Regions from separate parts of the Homo sapiens genome. Here regions 1 and 2 are each linked to region 3. A link is an interaction called in ENCODE POLR2A ChIA-PET data of the cell type or tissue named here. Cell type or tissue: MCF 10A. All regions are shown on one strand. Region 1 overlaps DSG1-AS1 (DSG1 antisense RNA 1). Region 2 has its middle 35 kb from the start of DSC1. Region 3 has its middle 42 kb from the start of DSG1.

The links. ChIA-PET counts read pairs that join two places held together with the same protein. Peaks named below come from ENCODE experiments on the same cell type or tissue, not always from the same donor. Only the 100,000 strongest peaks of a DNase experiment are listed, where the experiment ranks them.
Region 1: POLR2A ChIA-PET joins it to region 3 with 29 read pairs; 2 of 35 experiments call an interaction of 5 or more read pairs at or near these places.
Region 2: POLR2A ChIA-PET joins it to region 3 with 11 read pairs; 4 of 35 experiments call an interaction of 5 or more read pairs at or near these places.

Annotation. Positions count from the first base shown.
Region 1 is chr18:31,417,100-31,422,099 of GRCh38, forward strand. All of the region lies in intron 1 of DSG1-AS1 (DSG1 antisense RNA 1), which reads right to left. Among named protein-coding and RNA genes, the nearest start is that of DSG1-AS1, 7.4 kb to the right of the region's middle. In MCF 10A, a CTCF peak has its summit at 2,590; no DNase peak of the experiment used is centred here.
Region 2 is chr18:31,194,906-31,199,905 of GRCh38, forward strand. No RefSeq gene overlaps it. Among named protein-coding and RNA genes, the nearest start is that of DSC1, 35 kb to the left of the region's middle. In MCF 10A, no CTCF peak of the experiment used is centred here; a DNase peak (open chromatin) is centred at 3,026.
Region 3 is chr18:31,273,168-31,278,167 of GRCh38, forward strand. No RefSeq gene overlaps it. Among named protein-coding and RNA genes, the nearest start is that of DSG1, 42 kb to the right of the region's middle. In MCF 10A, no CTCF peak of the experiment used is centred here; DNase peaks (open chromatin) are centred at 1,964 and 2,764.

The DNA.
Region 1 (5,000 bases), 140 kb after region 3:
AATACACAAAGACTTAAAGCTGCTTCCAAAGAAAAGACTTACCTCTAATAGATGCCCTCCTCCATACTATCTGTGGAAATAAGAGCTGAACAATGTAATTTTCTCTCAACATTGTTAGTAAGGAGGAACTCTTCCACCATTCCAAGGTGATCAGTATCATTCAGATGCAACTCAAGCTTCCAAAATTGACATACTTTTTAAATGTCATCTCAAACGAAATAGCATAAACCAATATTCTCTTTACTGCTTAAGACTCAGGGTATTAATTTGTCTAAGAAGTAAAAATGATATCGTGTTTATGTTAAGGTTTGAAAATGAACCCAAAAGCTCAAGAAATTATATTTTATAAATAAATATAACATATAGTCTGAATCATATTTCCTGCCCTGTGAAATTACTTGAGGGGGTAGCATCATTACATGAATAAATGGGTTATCTTGGGAAAGTCTTACAGGTGAAGAGAAAGGAAAACATTAAGAACATAGAGTTAATAAACTTGTTCAAGAAAAAAATTATTTTCTAAAAAAATTCTTCTTTTGAACTAGTTATTTCTGATCATGGTGTATTAATTACTAAATGTAATAATTTTTTATGTATTTATTTAAAAAATATATATGATAAAACAATGTTTTATTTTCTCTTTGGTGAATGTAGTATTTCATATGTAAACAGACAAATTCAGAAAATCTTTTCCCATTTTATTGATAATCATCTTTATTATTATGTGCACAGTACAGGGGCATGAATTCACTTGTAAATTAAAATTTAGAATAATTCATTTGTTTTTAATGATAAAATTTATCAACAGAATTATTATTTTATTAGTAAATGCTCATATAAAATAACAAATAAATTTAATAAACTCCATAAATTATTGTAGACACTGCAATTAAAAAATTAAGTATCACCATGGAATACTATGCAGCCATAAAAAAGAATGACATCATGTCTTTTGCAGGAACATGGATGGAGATGAAAGCTATTATCCTTAGCAAACTCATGCAGGAACAGAAAACCAAATACCACTTGTTCTCACTTATAAATGGAAGCTAAATGATGACAGCACATGGATACATAGGGGGAACAACAGACAATGGGACCTCTTGGAGGGTGCAGAGTGGGAGAAGGGAGAGGATCAGGAAAAATAACTAATAGGTACTAGGCTTAATACTTGGGTGACAAAATAATCTGTACAACAAATCCCCATGACACAAGTTTACCCATATAACAAACATATACATGTACCCCTGAACTTAAAATAAAAGTTTAAAAGAAAATTATCTCTTCCCACTGGATTCAATCTTGGGGCATGAGATTTAAGATATGAATTTAAAATAAAGTAGTACCAAGCATTTAACTAACAAATTAAAATTTTAGAAAGGTGAAAACAGTACTTGTGAAAAGGGTAAGAAAATTTTCCTGTACAATTTTTTTTCACCAATTCTCTATTCAACAAAATTATTACTATTGTTTCTGTGCCAGAGGTACCAATTTATGTAGAATAAGGAAAGAATAATTATTTTCAATCAGGGGAATTGAGGAAGGATCCTTGAAGATGATGTAGAATTTTGTCTGACGGAAATTACAAAGATATAAAAGCTAAAACACAGGCTATACCCAAAGACTATTAAGTAGCCAAATTAAACATACTTAAAAATGTCTGAAACAAAATAAGAATTTTAAAATTATCTTATAGTCAGCCATTTTAAGATGATGGTTACTGCATTAATTACTCAAAATATACTATCCTATTGAAATATCAAAATAACACTATGAGGTATGATTTATACCCATGTCATAGATGAAGACACAAAAGCTAAGCTAAGAGAAATGCTCTTTTATTTTTCGAGATGGAGTCTCGCTCTGTGTCCCAGGCTGGAGTGCAGTGGCGCGATCTCGGCTCACTGCAACCTCCACCTCCGGGGTTCGAGCGATTCTTCTGTCTCAGCCTCACGAGCAGTTGGGATTACAGGTGCGTGCCACCACACACGGCTAATTTTCGTATTTTTAGTAGAGAAAGGGTTTCTACTAAACCAGGCTGGTCTGAAAGTCCAGATCTCAAGTGATCCGCCAGCCTCGGCCTCTCAAAGTGCTGGGATTACAGGCGTAAATCACCACACACGGCCAGAAATCATTTTTGTTAGAGCTTAAGTGGGTAGCAAAATTAAAATTCAAACCCAGGACTCACTCCAAAACTCTTACTGCTATTCACCAAATTATTTTATTTAATTCTGGAAGGATATGTGAGAGGCAGCCTGTAGAAGGATCTTGAATCCAATTAGGAGGTTGGATTTAACTTGGTAGGAAATGGAGAACCAGTGAAATTTTTTTGTGCCGGCCAATGGGCAGGCCCAATTTTATGAGGTGGCACTGGGACGGCCCTCAGGAATCCTCATGATAGTCTGTCTGTGTTCTGTTGAGACACCAGGTGGCTCGTTCACTGAGGTGGAGAGCCTAGTGTTTGTCTCTGTGGAAGTCACGATCTTCTGATAAGTCACCATTCCAAGCCTAGGAAATCCTTTAGGTCACCACTGAGGTGAGCAGGTCCGTGATGTTTCTAAAGCGACTCCAATTAATCATCCTACTTGTTAGTCAAAGTATTTGCACATTGAATGCCCTTCCCGTTTTGATCACTTTAAGTGAGGTGTTTGGACTAATTGTAGTTCCTAGAACAGGGCCTGCTTTCTCATACCTCTGTCACGCTGCTCCACCCTAGTTTCTTAATCTGGAGCCCTCTCCACTCCCCTCATCTGTTTAGCTTTTCCTTACTTACTCACCTCAAGCATTGCCACTTCTCAGAAACATTTCTTGTTATCTCTTCCACCACCCCAGCCTGCTGGGGTACTGCTAATAGTCTCTCTTCTATTAGGTTGATATATGATTAGGTATGCTGATGATTCTGACTATTGTTATAGCTAGCTCTCCTTTATTCCCTTCAGAAATTACCACACTACTTCCCTGTGCCTGCTAGCCTGTGAGCCCCTTAAGAATACAGACAATGCATTTCTCTTTCCTGTATCTGTGGTGTTGGAATGTCTAGTATATAGCATGCATTCATTTAATTGTAGAAGTGAAAAATATAGTCAAGTTCTCTCAAGCACCTAAAAGTAAGTGTCTACAGTTCAACAGTGTCGCCTCTAGATAGCAGCCTTCTGAATGATCTCCAAAAAGCTTGTGTCAATGTCACCCTTAAGGAGAAGATGCAAGCATATTAACTAACAGGACAATCACATTTCCGGAGAAATCGATCTTTTGCACAAAGAGTACTAAAATAAAGTCACGGAAAATAACTTCGCGTGCTTTTTGAAAGAAATTGTGGTATAGATGGATAAACTAAATTCTAAAAATGCTACAGAGAAAGTGAAGCTGGGAAATGTAGTTCCACAAAGGCCTTAAAAGTGTGTGATGGTAGAGCAAAATTGACGATTGGTAATTGTCAACCCAGCACAGATACCCAACACAGACAGTTTTTAAAGCAGTGACAGCAGATTTGCTTTTCCTACAGTTAGCCAAACAGACACATTTGAATGTGAATTTAGTGTCAAGAGTTTGTCACTGAATTTTTTCTAGTATACTTTTCTGTAGCTTGATTTTCTCACATTACCATGAACATCATGCTGTGTCGGCACATATTTATCAACCTCATTCATTCGAAAATCTGCATAATATTCATAAATTTGCACCACACTTTTTTAACCATTCTCTTATTACCAGAAAATTAGGTTGATTTCAGTTTTTGCTATTACAAATAATGCTACAATGAATATTTACATATCTAATATAGGCATGATACAGATGTACATATAAGAACAAACACATGGAAGTTGAAATATTTGTATAGGATAGACTCTTTAAAGAGGGAAGCCGTATCAAAGCATATGGACAAATAATTTTTATTGCATTTTCCCAAATTTTTCTGTCAACAAGAATGTCCATTTACACTTCTGCCAGCTGTTCTTGACAGGGCTTGCTTAGCCATAGACCTAATAATAATTGATGTTATCAGCTTTTTAATGTTTAATAATCTAATAAAAATTATAATTATTTGATATTACTCATCATTATACAGAATTTGGCATTCAGTAAATATTAGTTGACAATAAAAGAATAAATTAATCAATCAATATTTTAAATTACCATATATACTTAAATACATTTCTAGTCTCTCTTCTATTAGATTGATATATTATTGGGTATGCTGATAATTCTGACCATTGTTACAGCTGTAGTATACTGTTTTCAGTGTGTTTACTATCTGACAGGTACAATCCCCACCCATTGGCTCTTTTTTTATTATTATTATCTTGGCACTTCTAATACATTCAAGTTAAAAAAATTTTGAAGGATATGTTTAGAATTAATTAAAATTAAATTGAATTATACATTAATAACTTTGATATCTTCAAAACTCCAGCATTAATTTGTAACTTTGCCTGTTCCATTATGACATTTACACAGGATAAATGATTTAGAAGAATGTTAAAACTTCTGGAAATTTGCTGATCATTGACAGAGGCCGTTGATAATAAGATTGCTTTCATTATAGCCTTTAGTTGATTAATAGTTTTTCTTTTCTTTTGAAGTTATTTCTTATGTATAAATTCGGTAACAAAAAAAATTATATGACAGGCAGCAAAATAGAGCTCTCAATATTAAGAACCAGATGAAAGTTATTTATTTTAATCATATTTTCCAAAGCAACATAAAAGCCAAATAAATGAATCCTAAACTTTAAACTTACATGTCACATGGAAAAATCCCACTTGCAGAAAGCCAACTTAATATCAGTAAATATGAAATAATTTTCAACTTTATCATAAATTTTGAAATATGTGAATGATTGCTGCAATATTTTAAACATAGACTAAATATCAAATACAGATCATGAAAATTAATTTGCAAAGACAATTTCTTTAAATTCTATTTTAGCTTACTTGAAATAACAGTAGGCTGAAGAAACCCAGTTGATAATGAGAAGGAATTACTGGCAGCAATTTTGC
Region 2 (5,000 bases), 78 kb before region 3:
AAATAATGTGGATTTTCCATAAACAGTATGTGAAACCACAGCATCTTGAATCTTTGTTGATTTAAAACTTTTGGTTCCAAGTTACAGAAACTCAGTCTAAACTAACTGCAACCAAAAAGAAAAACTTACTGATTTACAGAAACAAAGAATTGCAGAGAGGGGACAGGAGGCTCAATGGACGCTGTGGTAAGGGACACCAACACTGCCAGGGACTTATCTGGCCCTCTTTCTGCCCCTCTATTCACCTCCACTATCTTCTACAGCAGATTAAGTTGTGCCTTCATCAGCAGAGAAGTGAAGCTTTTTTCTTTTTAACGGCCATCTTAATTAATCTCAAGAAAACTTTGTGCAGCCATTCTTGAGTCATGTGTTTACCCCTGTGGCTCGATGAGATTATTATGATTAAGATCTCCCTCTAAAAATATGAGGTTAAAAGGAAAGGAGGATGGATTCTTAGAGGAAGGTCTGTGCTGCCTCCAGGAGAACAGAAGAGCATTAAGGAGAGAACACTCTAGTTGTCCACTATGACTAATAAATGTCCTTGGGGACCAAGCTTTTGGGCTCTGGCCTAATAGGGATATAAAAAAGTAACATGATCAGAAATATCTTTTCTTGGTCTTTTAATTATGTTGCACAATGAAGTGGTGAGCAGGGACACAACTAGGAGGAGAAAGGAAAGAGTCTTGGGATACTGGTGTTCATAAAATCCTACGTGAAATGTACCCCCTATACATCAAACTTAGCCTGTGATTTTGTGTTATACCCATGAGGCAACAGTTGCCATTTGATCAATAACATGGCCCAGGAAAAGACGCTGTGGTCTCTGTCTTATTATGTTATTCATGGACACCAAGCAACTACAGAGATCTTCATCCTATTACTTTTAAAAAATGTAGCTTCCATTAATTCTTATTGGGCATGTATTCAGGCTTTAATCAAAACACGAAGTTCTTATTTTCAAATATTTCAACAGTTATTTTGGTCAAAGAGTCAGCTGTAAATTCCTACATGAAAAGTAAATGAGTGGCTGGGCGTGGTGGCTCACACCTAAACTTTCAGCATTTGGGAGGCTAAAGTGGGTGGATTGCTTGAGCTCAGGAGTTCAGGACCGGCCTGAGCAACATGGCGAAACCTCATCTCTACAAAAAAATAACAAAAATTAGCCACGTATGGTGGCACACTCCTGTGGTCCCAGCTACTCGGGAGGCTGAGGTGGGAAGATCACTTGAGCTGGAGAGGTGGAGGTTGCAGTGAGCCAAGATAGCGCCACTGCACTCCAGTCTGGGTGACAGAGTGAAACCCTGTCTCAAAAAGGAAGAAAAGGCTGGGCGCGGTGGCTCACGCCTGTAATCCCAGCACTTTAGGAGGCCGAGGTGGGCGGATCACGAGGTCAGGAGATCGAGACCACGGTGAAACCCCGTCTCTACTAAAAATACAAAAAATTAGCCAGGCGGGGTGGCGGGCACCTGTAGTCCCAGCTACTCGGGAGGCTGAGGCAGGAGAATGGCGTGAACCCAGGAGGCGGAGCTTGCAGTGAGCTGAGATTGCGCCACTGCACTCCAGCCTGGGCGACAGAGCGAGACTCCGTCTCAAAAAAAAAAAAAAAAAAAAAAGCAAATGAGCAGGCCTTTTCATATCAGAAATTCAGAGGCTCTCTTATATATGCCATAAATAAAATAGTGACAACAGAGAGCCTGTAGAGACACAGCTTGAATGGAAAATTATTGAAGTTTCTCCAAGCTAAAATTTATATTTGCATGCTTTGTGTAGCTACATACTTTAGCTAGACACTTTAGCCTACTTTCTATCCAGCCATCGTGGAAAGTAAACATGTGCCTGTTTAACACCCAGTGTTTCTCAAACATTGATCCATACTTACTATGTCAGAAATACCTGAAGAGTTATTTTGTTTTGTTTTGTTTTGTTTTGTTTTTGTTTTTTTTTTTTGAGATGGAGTTTTGCTCTCGTTGCCCAGGCTGGAGTGCAATGGTGCAATCTCAGCTCACTGCAACCCCCGCCTCCCGGGTTCAAGCAATTCTCCTGCCTTAGCCTCCCGAGTAGCTGGGATTACAAACGCCCACCACCACACCCAGCTGATTTTTGTATTTTTAGTAGAGACGGTGTTTCACCATGTTGGCCAGGCTGCCCTCGAACTCCTGATCTGAGATGATCCACCCAACTCGGCCCTCAAAATGTTGGGATTAGAGGCGTAAGCCACAGCGCCCAGCTGAGTTTTTTAAGTATATTAATTATTGGGTCCAACCTTAACAGATTCTGAGTCAGGTAAGTCTGTGTTGGATCCTTTAACTGTTGTATTTTGTTAATTTTTTTTTTTAATTTCCTAGGTGATTGAGATACACAGCCATGTTAGGAAACCGTGACTTTAAACCCAAATGTTTAATCTTTTTTGCAGATTTCATTAGCAATAATTCACAAAGCATATTCATCTTCTACAGCTCATGAAATAACTCTGTTCTTGAAAATCAGAGTACATGTAGAGGAGAAGGGGTTTTTGTTCTGACAATATAATACTGTCCAATGCTACGTGATTGGTAGATAAGGCCTCCAAATCCCTCATAAATTGTGGGATTTAGATGAGATAATTTTAAAGTTCACTGAAGCCATAAAGTTATTTAACCTATGTAATCTACAGAATTAGATGTGAAATAGAAATGTTGATTATGATTTTCATCAAAAGCATATGGGCTATATAAATTGCTAGGAAAACGTGAAACAAATTAAAAAGCCATAAATAAAAGAGCTTAATCCTTGAATTAAAACAAACAAACAAAAAAGCAACCACATTCATAGCTGAATCTACCTGAAAGGCCAGGATTAGTCATATAATGATTTAACCCCTGCTTTGGTCAGCATTTTTCTATAATTTCCTTGCCAACCCAGAATGAGAATGGTGACAGGTCTGGAAAGTAGTTTTCAGTGTGCTGAGCTTGAACAAAGAACAGTTTCCAGGGTGGGTGGGGTGAACCTTATTTTTCAGTGAGATGTCACTCCTGTCTGATTAGGACGCTGTGAATCACTGTATATTTGGCACACTGCCAACTGAAACGTACCTTTGCTTTTCTCCCTTTGGTCTCTCCCTCACTTATTATCATGGGAAAAGATAAAATTCACAAGCTCTAGATCAAGAGTTTACTTCTCAAAAGAAATATCTCATTTTAGAAGCACATTCTAACATCCCAGAATCACACGTCGATTAGATTGTCTTCAATCTAAACTATTATTTGTGATAAAAGCTCTAAATTACTGTATTCCTTTCTAATTTTATTATCCTTAAACTGTACCTTAACTATGTTCACTTTTTGTACAATTGGAAAATGGTTGTATATTAAGTATTCATCAGTCATTACTGAATTTCAGGGGGCAAAATTACAAATCATTTGTTAAACTTTCAAAATTATCTTTGTCTATAATCTCTCTTGTACCCTGAAAGACCACAGTAATACCATACTTTCTTTCCTCTCCTACTTAATGTTATTATACAGCTATTGAAACCACAATGGAGAATAAAAGAAGAGAAATAGCCATGTGTTTCATTTAAGATGAATAATTTCATCTAAGTAATTTCTACAAGACATTGCTTTGTTGTCTTTAAATTTCATTTACTTGAATGGGAATCAAAGGCATCTCCTTGTGAGTTATTCAGCACAAATCAGATTCCTTATTGGAAATTAAGCTTTGGACCTTGGCAATAGAACTACCTTCAATAAGACAGTAACATTGAAAATGTTTTTTCCCACCCACTGATTCTGCTTTACAGATCTAACATTTCCTCTCCCGATGTCGGAATAGCTCTGATATCACCCCCTCCTCCTTTCCTGTCTTGAGTCTTTGTTCTTCAAGTCCAGTGTCAATGATCATTTTATCAATGATCAGCTTCATTTCAAAGCTTGCAATGAGGTGACAATGCCAGGGCTTCCACGTCAGAGAAATAGGCCACCTTTGTCACCTGGCAAAAAACATTCTATTGGCACCTTCAAACCCATCTTTAGATATCAAGCTAGTAGTTTGGTGAAAATAAAAGTGCACCTTTACTAAATGTACCTCGAATGGCAAGGCCCTTCCAAAACCAAAACATTTAGACCAGGGGAGAGCTAAAATGTCTGACAGTTGTGTAAAGTGCAAGATTTAGGTGTGTGATGAATAATGATGTGAAAGGATGCATGTTGCATTTCTAGCCTGCAAACAATGACCATTTTTTGAAGAGTCAAGCAGCAAGCAGGGTGTCACCACAGCCTCCAGGTCTCTCCCAAGTGTCCTGCTGGTGATGGTTTCTGTGCGCCTGTCTGTAAAATTCTCCACCCTCGTACCCAAGCCCATAGCTCCTCCTTGTTGAGACTTGTCCCATTAGTCTTCTGAGGCTAGAACAAACCCAGGCGAAAGTCTTGATTGCTGGCTGAGATAATCAGGAATAAGTTGATTCTATTTAGCAACTTCTCAGCTGTGCGGTGGAGGTGGTTTCAACATTATAATCGAGGAAGTCCATAATGCCTTCCTAGAGATTGGTATCCAAATCAAAAACCTTCATGTTTACCTTGGTGCTACTAGCTTTGTCTTGAAAGTTTAAACCCTGCCAACTTAAGGAAATCTCTTATCATGTAAGTTTGACAGCTCTGTTTACTTTAGCCCTGACCTATAGTTTAATAGTGAAAAGTTTGGAGGAAACAAACCTCATAGGAGAATGCTTGACATTATTAAAATGCAAAGTACACAAAAGAGAAGCTACTGTGAAAGCTGTCTCCATTTGTGACTCACTCCTTGAAGAAATTTCTGGCCTTTATGCCATGTGTGCTCTGTGTGTTAGAAGTAAGCATCCTGTTAAAGGAGTACACAATAGATCCCTTCTTTTTTTTTAAGCTGAAGATGAAAATTTAAAAGAAAATGAAGTCTTTGTATCACTTCAACTTCAGTGAGTTTTGTTGTTGTTTTTTATTTTAAATTTGCAGAGTCGCTCTAGCTTATAAATATCATGGTAATTAATT
Region 3 (5,000 bases):
TTTTTATTGAGCACCTATGCTGGTGGCCTAGAACATAAATATCGGCGATATGTATCACCTTCCTTCAAAAAGCTAATATACTAATTGAAGGCTTGAAACAAATCATAAAATACTTTTAGTTGAGTAATAGCTTTAATAAGGTATAATATGCATGGGAAAAAAAGAAAACCAAGAATAAATTATCCTTAGGAAACCGTTTTATTTAAACAGCAAAAGGCGGATTCATGAAGATGTCTGCAATAACAAAACATAATAAAGGGATACAAAACTCCCCAAACCTAAAATATATTGACTTGATAAGATAGTTTAAAGCATTCAGATAAGACAGGGTAGAATATGACAATACTTTTATAATTGCAGAACCATAGTAAATAAAAAGATAATAAAATGGCATTTAATGTTATGTTTTTTGTCCAGTAAATGGTAAACTTTATTTATTTGATGGTTCTTGGAAAGTTGAAGAAAAATCTCTTTGAATTATAAAATTATAGAGATTATACCTGAATAAAATTGAAAACTCTGCTATGTTAAGTTGTGGAATGTTAAGGCAAATTAGTATTACATTTGCACCATATATTCCAAGAAATTCAAAATTGCTCTAAATTATAAACACAGTATTTCTTTCAAATAAGTGGGTATTGTTTGGTGGCTATCTCAATATTTTTCATGCAAGAAAAATGAAGCCGAGATTATTTAAATGACGTGTCACTTGTTTGATACAACAGGAGAGGCTCTTTAACTCAACTTAACAATGATTTCCAATGGGTTCAGCAGCATCTAATCAGAAACTTTCAAAGCAACCTTTTCTTTATCTGCCAGACTTTGAATATGGAACACAGTGTGTTTTTTTTCACCAGGTATTATATTATAGCACTATAAAGTCATTCTGGATGTCTAACTATGACACTTCTTTGTACAAAGTTCACAGATATAAAATTTTGAAAAAATTTTGAGCCAGTAAAATTTCTTCCAGAAGGCAAAATTCCATGAGGTTTTGTTTTTAATATCTGCATACACACAGTTTTCATCATCAAAGCAAGTTAATAGTATTGCAAGAAAAATAACTCTCAGGATTATACTATAATCACATAGACTTTTCAGCATTGACCCCTGCTGTTATTAGGTGGAATACTACTTTAAGTATGGCTGCAAACACTTGTACCTAATTGCACTTGTGAAGTAAATAACAATGCTTGGATTGTGCCCTTTCCTGCTCCAAAGCTGTTTGCAGTTGTACCAACAAGTTGATAGGTACGATTTGACCTCTGGCTCACAAGTTTGAAAACAAATGGCCCGTGCACATTTCAGACAATTATTTCTTTAGAACAATTTATGTTGGTCCCAGCTTTTACGTAAGTATTCTATAAAAGAAAGGTGTTACGTAGTATAATGTTTCTACAGAAATCTTTAACTCTTTAAAAGTTGGAAAGAAAAGTTATGTCTTCAAATAAGTTATTTTTAATTTTTCAAAGAAAATGCTTCGTGATTATTTATTTGACTTTGCACAGTCTAAATTGAAAACTGAAACAAGTCTTTTTACTTAGAAAAAAAGAATTATCAATTCTTTGAATAGATCTAATAATACTGAATAGACCTAATGTTTTAGAACTATATCTATCTGTGCTTTCACAGAGCCAAGTTTGTGAGATAGACACAACACTAATTAATATTTCTCTTATTCTTTTAAAATGGGAAAAGTAATAAAGATATTAGCCAATTATGTTTCTTATTGCTCTCCTTATGTTCTCAGACATTTAGCTGTCCCTAATTTAGCCTTCTCTCCTGCCTGCTTGCTTACAAACTCCCAAGTTCATATTTTAAGCAATTTCAATCAGGACAGATTAATAAATCCCAGCCTATTCATGGGAATTAACTAATTCAGAATGAATCTTTCCTAATTGTTTTGTGTTCACATGGGTGTTTGCTTTGGCCCCTCTCCAAGCCTCCAGCCAAGGGAGAACATTGTCTCACCACACCCAACTAAAAACAGAGTCAAGGAATGATTCCTTTGGTGAAAGCGTCACTGAATAAGCAGTTTTAGCTTGGTGCGTGTGTGTGTGTTTTTTAAAAGGAGATCTGTTTGTAGATTGTCAACAAAGCAGTTTCCACATAGAAGAATACCAATTCCTATTGTTGCTTTTTTTCCTAGCAATAACATTCTGAAATTTGCAATCTTTAGCACCAAGTTTTTAAAATCCTAAATGACATGTTGTTTTTTCCTGTATGAAAGTTTTCTTAAAAAGCAAATTGTAATTATTTTCTCAATCGTTTTCTTTTTGTTTTTCACCTCTACCCTTCCAAAATAACATAATTTCTGATAGTGTCATCTTTTAAATTTTAAAAGCGCATTCCTGAGTTAGCTCTTTCTTTTCAGAAGGCAAACATTGGTGCTCCAGTATAAAAACTAAAAGGTGCTGACACTATTATGGCACAGAACTTTTTACATAGTTTCTTGCCCTTCTGCATATGAAAGTCCAGAATTAGTTATTACATGGTTGGATCTGGGGACTGTGTCTGAGCCCACCAGAGAAGCCTGGTCCAAGCTTCCCATATCAGGGATCTCTTAATTTTTGAAGAATAATGCAGATTGGGTGCTTATAAAAAAAAAAAAAAAAAGAGAAATATGCCCATGAGCTGAATTGATATTCTAGAGAAAAATGGAGAGGCTTTCATAGAGAAATGAGGAAGTGCTAGTGAGGTTTTAGAGCCTCTGGTTCCTCTCCAAATCTACATCCAGGAAGTATCACCACCACTTTCCAAGGTGATGAATCAGACAATCCACTCCTCTCAGGAGCGGTTTCTGCAGTGGTGGCTGGCAAAGCACTTAGCTTGAGGGTTCATAAACACTTTTTGAAAATGGTAGTGATGACAGGCTCGGTGGTCTTTTGCCATAAGGCTTATGGGAGAAGGATTTTAGTCGTAGGGTTTTAAATAAATGCCACTGATAAGAGCTCAATGAGATAAAAAATATGTGTAGATGTAAGAACACAAACAGAAATTTGAAAACATCTTTGTCTTCCACAAGGTCATAAGAATCATAAGAATTTACTTTTGACCCAGAAAGTGAATGACTGACTTCCTTTCATGGTATGTTAATGCTGACCTAAGATAAAATATATAAACATCAAATAAGTATGTCATGTGTATGCTTTCAGAGTGTGGAGGAGGTGTCTGATCCTGCAACATAAATGTTCTGGTGGTATTTACCAAGTAACCTCTCATTTGGAAAAATAAAAACTTATCTGTCTCTTATTTTCTAAAAATTCTCCCCATTTTATAATGTTCTCCAGTTAAGAAAACTAGGTCTCTTTAACTCCTTTAGGGGACACCAAAAGCCAAATCAAACTAGGTAAGTTTCTGCTTTATTTTTCACAGCACAAATTTAAATATTGCCAAGTCTCATAAACCACGCCCTGTTTGTGAATGAATCTCAGGGAACATTTCAAAAACAACAGAGCAGACCTTTTGATTTTCCTTATCCACATTCTTTATTCTTCTCTTATTTCATATCCCTTTTTTGTACTTTCTTGATTAAAAAGAGAAACATAAACATTCTGTTCTAACACCTCCAATCCAATCTATATAAATGATGCTACCTGACTGCACTTCGCAATACTTAGTAAACTGTGCTCCCACGTTGCTCTGTATTTGTTTTTTATGTTTTTATATTTATTTTTTATATTGCTGTATTTATTTTTTATATTGCTTTTCACTATTCGGGAAACAATCCACAAGCATTTACTAAGCACATTCCACCTATTTAGTCTCTAGTATTAATTTCCTCCTTCTTGGAAAACTTAAGTTACACTGTGAAGGGCTCTGTGAAAGATGAGAAGGTTCTAACCCCTTTCTCCTGGAAGCTAACGTGTGCATGCGTGCACGTGTGTATAAAAGAGCAGGGTGAGTACATGAGGGATATATGTATAAACAATCAACTGCACTTCAAGTCAGAATGAGGAAAGTGATCACAGTATTTTAGATGTGTCTCTTCTGATTGTAAGACACATACCCACAAGGTCTGTGAAGCAGGCAGCTTGAGAGGAAGAAGATGGGCAGAGAATGAGGAGGAGGAGGCATTCTCTCCTGAGGCAGGGGAGTGATGGGCAAGTGCCCTGCGTGAGGGAGCTGAGCTGCCTGCGTAGGTGATTTAGTGCATGCCTATTTGCCTTAATCTCTAGGACATCGAATGTGTCCATGAGATGGCCTCTGATATGGCTTGGATGTTTGCCCTTGCCGAATCTCATGTTCAGTTGTAATCCTCAATGTTGAAGGTGGGGCCTGGTGGGAGGTAACTGGATCACGGGGCTGGTTTCTCATGGTTTAACACCATCCCCTTTTGGTGCTGCCATCGAGATAGTGAGTTCTCATGAGATCTAATTGTTTAAAAGCGTGTGGCACCTCCTCCCTCTCTCTCTTGCTTGTACTCCTTCCATGTGATGGGTGTGCTCCCCCTTTGCCTTCTGTCATGGTTGTAAGTTTCCTGAGGCCTCCCCAGAAGCTGAGCAGATGCCAGCATTATGCTTGCTGTACAGCCTGTGGAACCATGAGCCAATTAAACCTCTTTATTTTCATATATAAATTACCCAGTCTCAGGTATTTCTTTATAGCGATGCAAGAAGGAGCTAATACAACCTTGATGACCACACAGGATGCTCAAGTTAATACATTGTAATATACACATCGTCCTGAATGAGTGGGTTTTCTTTCATCTCTGTCAGAATGTAGCGTCTCATTCAAACACTATTTTCTTTGTAGTCAAAAGTGTCCCATTGAGTTTAGACCTTAGGGAGATAATGTTTTGAACCTGGTTTGAGCCTTAAATTTCATGTGCTTTTAGGTCTTCAGTTTTTTAAACAAAAAACCTTAAAGCTAAAAATACTCAACAATAAATTCAGAAAACGTAAGATGATTTCCTAGGATTCTTTTTTGGGAGGCTGAGGGGGACGTGAAAGAGAGTTCCTTGAACTTCCTTTGTGGACTTACAACATCACTTTCTCCTG